2 separate regions of the Homo sapiens genome follow, and region 1 is linked to region 2. Evidence: read pairs that join two places in POLR2A ChIA-PET (ENCODE). Cell type or tissue: OCI-LY7. All regions are shown on one strand. Each heading gives the region's core, and the rest is flanking DNA. Links, peaks and the distances in the headings are about the cores only. Region 1 overlaps PPIL3 (peptidylprolyl isomerase like 3). Region 2 overlaps BZW1 (basic leucine zipper and W2 domains 1).

Region 1 (2,922 bases), core at 268-2,767, 54 kb before region 2:
AGCCATGTATTTTTAGAGGGGTGGAACATTCAGTGACCTCCTATTCTTGACCTCTGGGAAGGAGAGAAGGGCTGGAGATTGAGTTCCAGTCACTAGTGGCCAGTGATTTAATTAATCGTGCCTACCTAATGTGCCCTCCGTAAAAACCCTAAACAGGGTTTGAGAGCTTCCAGGTTGGTGAACACAAGTAGATACTAAGAGGGTAACACACCCCGAGAAGAGCATGGAAGCGCTGTGCCCCTCTCTCAGACTTTGCCCTATGCATCTCCTCCATTTGGTTGTTCCTGAGTTGTAACCTTTATAATAGCCCATAGTAATAAATAAAGTGCTTTCCTAAGTTCTATGAGCCATTTTTGAAAATTATTGAACAGAGCTGGGGGGCATGAAAAATCCCAAATTATATCATGGTTAGTCAGATAGTACAGATCACAATCGGGACTTGGAACTGGCATCCGAAGTGGTAGGGGCTGTCTTGTGGGATTAACCGGGGTCTCTGTTCACTCCTTGTAGTTAGTGTCACAATTAAATTATAGGGCCAGGTGTGGGGGCATGCATTTGTAGTCCCAGTGAGATCCTGTCTTTAAAAAATTAAATAAAATTTTGAAAAAATAATCAAGTTGTGGGATACCCAGAGAATTGGAGAACTGGGAAAACCCACACATTTGGTGTTGGAAGTATGAAAGTGTAGAAAAACAGTTTGTTTTCCCTTTAACTGGTTATATTAGTCCCATTTGTAGCTGTTCTCTGTCACTGTATGAATGGGGTAGAATATAATTTTAGGTACTATGGTGGAAATATTCCTACCCTTTGTATTGTTGACTAAGGGCATAAAAGTAAATTATTTCTGAATTTTGATCCATATCTATGATGGAAAATCAACATTTTGTTGTACATTCAACTAGAGAACTCAGAGATCTGTAAGACTTGATTATTTTTTAAGGAGACTGTAATTGTCATAGATATGGATATCATGTTTCAATTTAAGGAAATTTTCATATGTTATGTTGTTTCTCTTTCAGGGTAATAGATGGTCTGGAAACTCTAGATGAGTTGGAGAAGTTGCCAGTAAATGAGAAGACATACCGACCTCTTAATGATGTACACATTAAGGACATAACTATTCATGCCAACCCATTTGCTCAGTAGCTATGATAGACCTGGACAAATAACTTGACAAATTGCTGGAACACACTTATTGTGGTTTACCCGGTTTTAATTATGTCAGAGATTGCATCATCCTTCTGCTTGTTTACAACTATGATCTTCTATGAAATGGTGGTACCAAGGGGCGCCCAACAGCTTTTATCCCCATTCTTAGAGCATATTCTTTATTATAATGATTATCCAACATATTTCTTTAATTTTAATACAAAAAATACATCATTTAATTTTTGTTACATATGAACATTCATTTTTAAATGCTCAGCCTCAAGTGCAGGCATTTTTGAGTGGCCTGATTACATATTCCTCCCACAGCAAGTCCGTATCCTGGAAGTGTTATTTTATAATAAAATTTAAAAAGTTTTAAAGAATTAAATCGTAGGACAAATTAATTAAAATATTGTGTAAAATTACCTTCAGGCTATGTGTATAAGGTATATATGAAACGTAAATGAACTTCATGTTTAAATTTGGGTCTCATCTCCAAGATATCTTATTATGTATATGCAAGTATCCCCAAATCTGAAAATTTGGGTATTCCTGAAACTGATACTAACGGTAAGAGCTCTACCATTAATTATTCACTTTATACAGTTAGAAAGAGGAGGGACAGGATAAAAAGTTAGTCTGGAAAGGCCAGCCAATCCATTTGCTATTTTCTCTGATTTTTTTTTTTTTCTTTTTGAGACGGAGTCTTGCTCTTTTACCCGGGCTGGAGTGCAGCGGGTCACTGCAACCCCTGCCTCCCAGGTTCAAGTGATTCTCCTGCCTCAGCCTCCCAAGTAGCTGGGACTACAGGTGCACACCACCATGCCCAGCTACTTTTTGTATTTTTTTTTTCAGTAGAGACGGGGTTTACAGAGACCATGTTGGCCAGGATGGTCTTGATCTTTTGACCTCATGATCTGCCCACCTCGGCCTCCCAAAGTGCTGGGATTACAGGTGTGATCTTTAGGTTTACAGTAAAGGCTCTCAGAGGTCCTGGAGGCCGAGTGTGGTGGCTGACGCCTATAATCCCAGCACTTTGGGAGGCCAAGATGGGCAGATCACGAGATCAGGAGATCAAGACCATCCTGGCTAACATGGTGAAACCCTGTCTCTACTAAAAATATAAAAAATTAGCTGGGCATGGTGGCGGGTGCCTGTAGTCCCAGCTACTTGGGAGGCTGAGGCAGGAGAATCACTTGAACCCGGGAGGCAGAGGTTGTAGTGAGCCAAGATCGAGCCATTGCACTCCAGCCTGGGTGACAGTGGGAGACTCCATCTCAAAAAAAAAAAAAAAAAAAAGATGTCTTGGAATACAGTAAACACTCAACATTTCCCAACTGATTTGCTCATGGACTTTTTTTTTTTTTTTTGAGACATAGTCTCACTCTTGTCACTCAGGCTGGAGTGCAATGGCACAATCTCGTCTCACTGCAACCTCCGCCTCCCGGGCTCAAGTGATTCTCCTGCCTCAGCCTCCCGAGTAGCTGGGATTACAGGCATCTGCCACCATGCCTAGCTATTGTTTTTTTGTGTTTTTAGTAGAGACAGGGTTTCACCATGTTGGCCAGGCTGGTCGTGAGCTCCTGACCTCAGGTGATCCGTCCACCTTGGCCGCCCAAAGTGCTGGGATTACAGGCGTGAGCCACCACACCCGGCCTGCTCATGGACATTTTTTAAGGCATATCTTTTTTTTTTTTAATTTTAGATTCAGCAGGTACATGTGCAGGTTTGTTACAAGTGTATAATGCATGGTGCTGAGGTTTGGGCTTCTAC
Region 2 (2,922 bases), core at 232-2,731:
CTGAAAGCTCTTTCAAGCCTGCCTCAGTAAAATATTTTGTGAAGTGTTCAACACTTTGCTTATTGGCAGGAAAGAGTTCCTAAAAGAAGAATTTATCTGGTTAAACTTTCTTTAAATCAGATTAAGAAAAACACTTTCTTTTCACAGTCTTAAAAATGAGAAATTTCTCTCATTTACATCCTTGGCAAGAATGGGAAGAATGAAAAAAAGTTACCAACCATCAGTCTGTTATCCATGCTGACTTTCCGAAGACTTGCAGCTACTGCATTGATATCTTTTTCATTTATCCATGATTTAAAGAGCTTCACAGCAAAAGCTGCTGAAACTCCTGTAAAAGAAAATAGCTTAATTAACAGAAGTACCTTCCCTGGTTTCAATCACTGTGTCCCCCTATATCCTTCCCTTCATAGTTCAATCACATGGGATTACTGACTTTCCTCACAAACTTAACCCTGAACTTTCCTGGGCCACAGTTTATCACTTCTCCAATCTCCCTAGTCTACCACTTGCAAATTGTATATTCTTGGCCAAGTTACTTAAAGTGTTTTCCAAAGTATAAATTGAGGGCAACAGTCTCTACACTTGACAAGACTGTTGTGAGAATTACAGTAAGGTAACTTAAATACTCACTACTGCAAGCAGTTTTTTAAAAAAAAAAAAGCTTCAAAAAAATTACTGTAGAGAATAATCCGACAATTGGAGCCAAACAGGGAACTGATTTTCCCTTCCAGCTTGACATTTTCCCCAAACGTCATCTTCTCCAAGTCTCCCAATTGGTATTAATCTCTTCTGGGGTTCCCACAGCATTTCTCATTTTATTTTTATTACATATAACAACATTTTGTCTAAATCTGGGTATCTGTTGTATGCCTAAAGAAAGCCATTAAACCTGGATGCCAAAGGTATTCATTAAATGTCTAGTGAATTAGACTGAACTTATTAAATTTAAGGCTGGTTAATAAACGAAGACTTTCACAGAAGTCACATCTATGAACAGTAAACCATGCTCTTATCCACCCCACTCTGAGTCAACTGAAGACCATCCTTTAAGGCTGATTACCTTCTTTAACCAAATTTTCATTATAAAGGCTATTAAGAATGGATGCATTAAGTGTTCCATTAGCCAGAAGAACACCAGTCAACATAGCTAGCTTGTTCCTCTCCGACTCTGAAAAACCCTTCAAGAACAGCAGCAGCTGTAAAAAGTAAAACAATTAAGGGTTAAAACAGCAACTGCATTACAATAAGAGAAGCAGTAAAGCATGTTATACTGGCTACCTGTTCAATACGTGGGCTCTGGGATCTAACCATCCAAGTTTACATCTAAGTTACAATACTCATTAGCTGAATGATCTCGGGCAAGTTACTTAACCTCTGCACCTCACATGTAAAATGTGGATAATAAAACTTGCCTCACAGGGTTTTTATAAACATTGAGTGAATTAGTATCATTAGAACAGTGCCTGGTGCTTGATAAACATATCAAGTTTTCTGGGCATCTATATGCAATATTGGGCCAGGCGTGTTGGCTCACACCTATAACCCCAGCACTTTGGGAGGCCGAGGGCAGATCACTTGAGGCCAGGAGTTCAAGGCCAGCCTAGCCAACATGGTGAAACCCTGTCTCTACTAAAAACAGAAAATTAGCTGGGCATGGTGGCACATGCCTGTAATCCCAGCTACTCGGGAGGCTGAGGCACGAGAATCGCTTGAACCCGGGAGGCAAAGGCTGCAGTGAGCTGAGACTGAGCCACTGCACCCCCAGCCTGGGACACAGAGTGAGGCTCTGTCTCAAAAAACAACCCAAACAAACAAGCAAAATTACTCCAAATCTGTGGCGGAATTAGGATTTAACATTCCTCTTTCTAACCCTATTTTTTTCTTTTCCACAAAGTACATTATTACTCATACCTTTTTTACTTCATCTTCAAAACCTTTCTCCAGGTATTTGTAGCGCCTGATTAACTTGTTAAAAACCTATGAAGAACATTAAATGAATTCAGTAACTTCATATATTTCTAGAATAGCAAAGTAGTAAACCTTTCACTCGATGTAAGTTTATGAGCTGCTTAAACCAGCTTGAGAAGAATTCCTAGTGACACATAAGAATGTCCAGGTTAGATGTACTTTAATTCTTTGCTTACAGTAACACAAACATAACTACGTATGAAACTTTCCAATGAGATCTTGATTAACAAGCTAATCAGCTCACAACTCATTTAACTTTAAAAATAAATGTATGCAGATAAACTAGAGAAATCACAATACGAAACTGACTTTTCCAGCTTGACATTTTTCTTAAAAATTGAGTAATTTCAGGACAAATAGGAACAGAAGAGTTAATTTCATTTTTCCCTATTTTGTTCGCCTTAACACACCTTAAGTTTCTAATTCATCCCGTTGCACCAAGAACAGTATCCCTAAAATTTAAAATCAAATTCCTTCAACTTTCTAACCACAACTCTTAAAAGTAGAATATTCCTCAAATATACCACATGGATAGTAGCCAACTGAAAACAATTATGTAAAGTTTCATTTACCTGAGCAAATGCTTGCATGGTCTCTAGATCTTCTTGGGCTGCAAACACGCAGACATCTGTACGCATCATGTCATCTGCCAGTGTACCACCTGGGGCTAAAGTTGGATAAAACCAAAATACAACAAAACCAAAAAAATCACTCCATTTTAACAAGTTTGCCAAATAGTTCATATTCTAGACTCTCCATAATCTCCATATATTATACCTTTCTAAATTATTAAGCCCACAAACCACAGACACTTACCCAGCATTCCACCAGCCACCAGAATGTCAAAGAGTGTTTCTGCATATCGACGGTAATCAAGTTTTGCTCCAGAAGCATCAAGAAACTTAGCTACTGCTTCCAAATCAGTACCGGTTTCAGTTAAGCCTTGAATAATAC

Evidence for each region. ChIA-PET counts read pairs that join two places held together with the same protein. Peaks named below come from ENCODE experiments on the same cell type or tissue, not always from the same donor. Only the 100,000 strongest peaks of a DNase experiment are listed, where the experiment ranks them.
Region 1: POLR2A ChIA-PET joins it to region 2 with 11 read pairs; 25 of 35 experiments call an interaction of 5 or more read pairs at or near these places.

Annotation. Positions count from the first base shown.
Region 1 is chr2:200,869,619-200,872,540 of GRCh38, reverse strand. PPIL3 (peptidylprolyl isomerase like 3) reads left to right here. Exons shown (of 7, transcript NM_130906.3): 7 at 1,020-1,634. The coding sequence ends at 1,146. Among named protein-coding and RNA genes, the nearest start is that of CLK1, 6.4 kb to the right of the region's middle. In OCI-LY7, for the core only: no CTCF peak of the experiment used is centred there; no DNase peak of the experiment used is centred there; H3K27ac peaks cover 408 bases.
Region 2 is chr2:200,815,380-200,818,301 of GRCh38, reverse strand. BZW1 (basic leucine zipper and W2 domains 1) reads right to left here. Exons shown (of 12, transcript NM_001207067.2): 3 at 2,785-2,922; 4 at 2,541-2,635; 5 at 1,912-1,977; 6 at 1,061-1,196; 7 at 219-328; 8 at 1-79. Among named protein-coding and RNA genes, the nearest start is that of BZW1-AS1, 4.7 kb to the right of the region's middle. In OCI-LY7, for the core only: no CTCF peak of the experiment used is centred there; no DNase peak of the experiment used is centred there.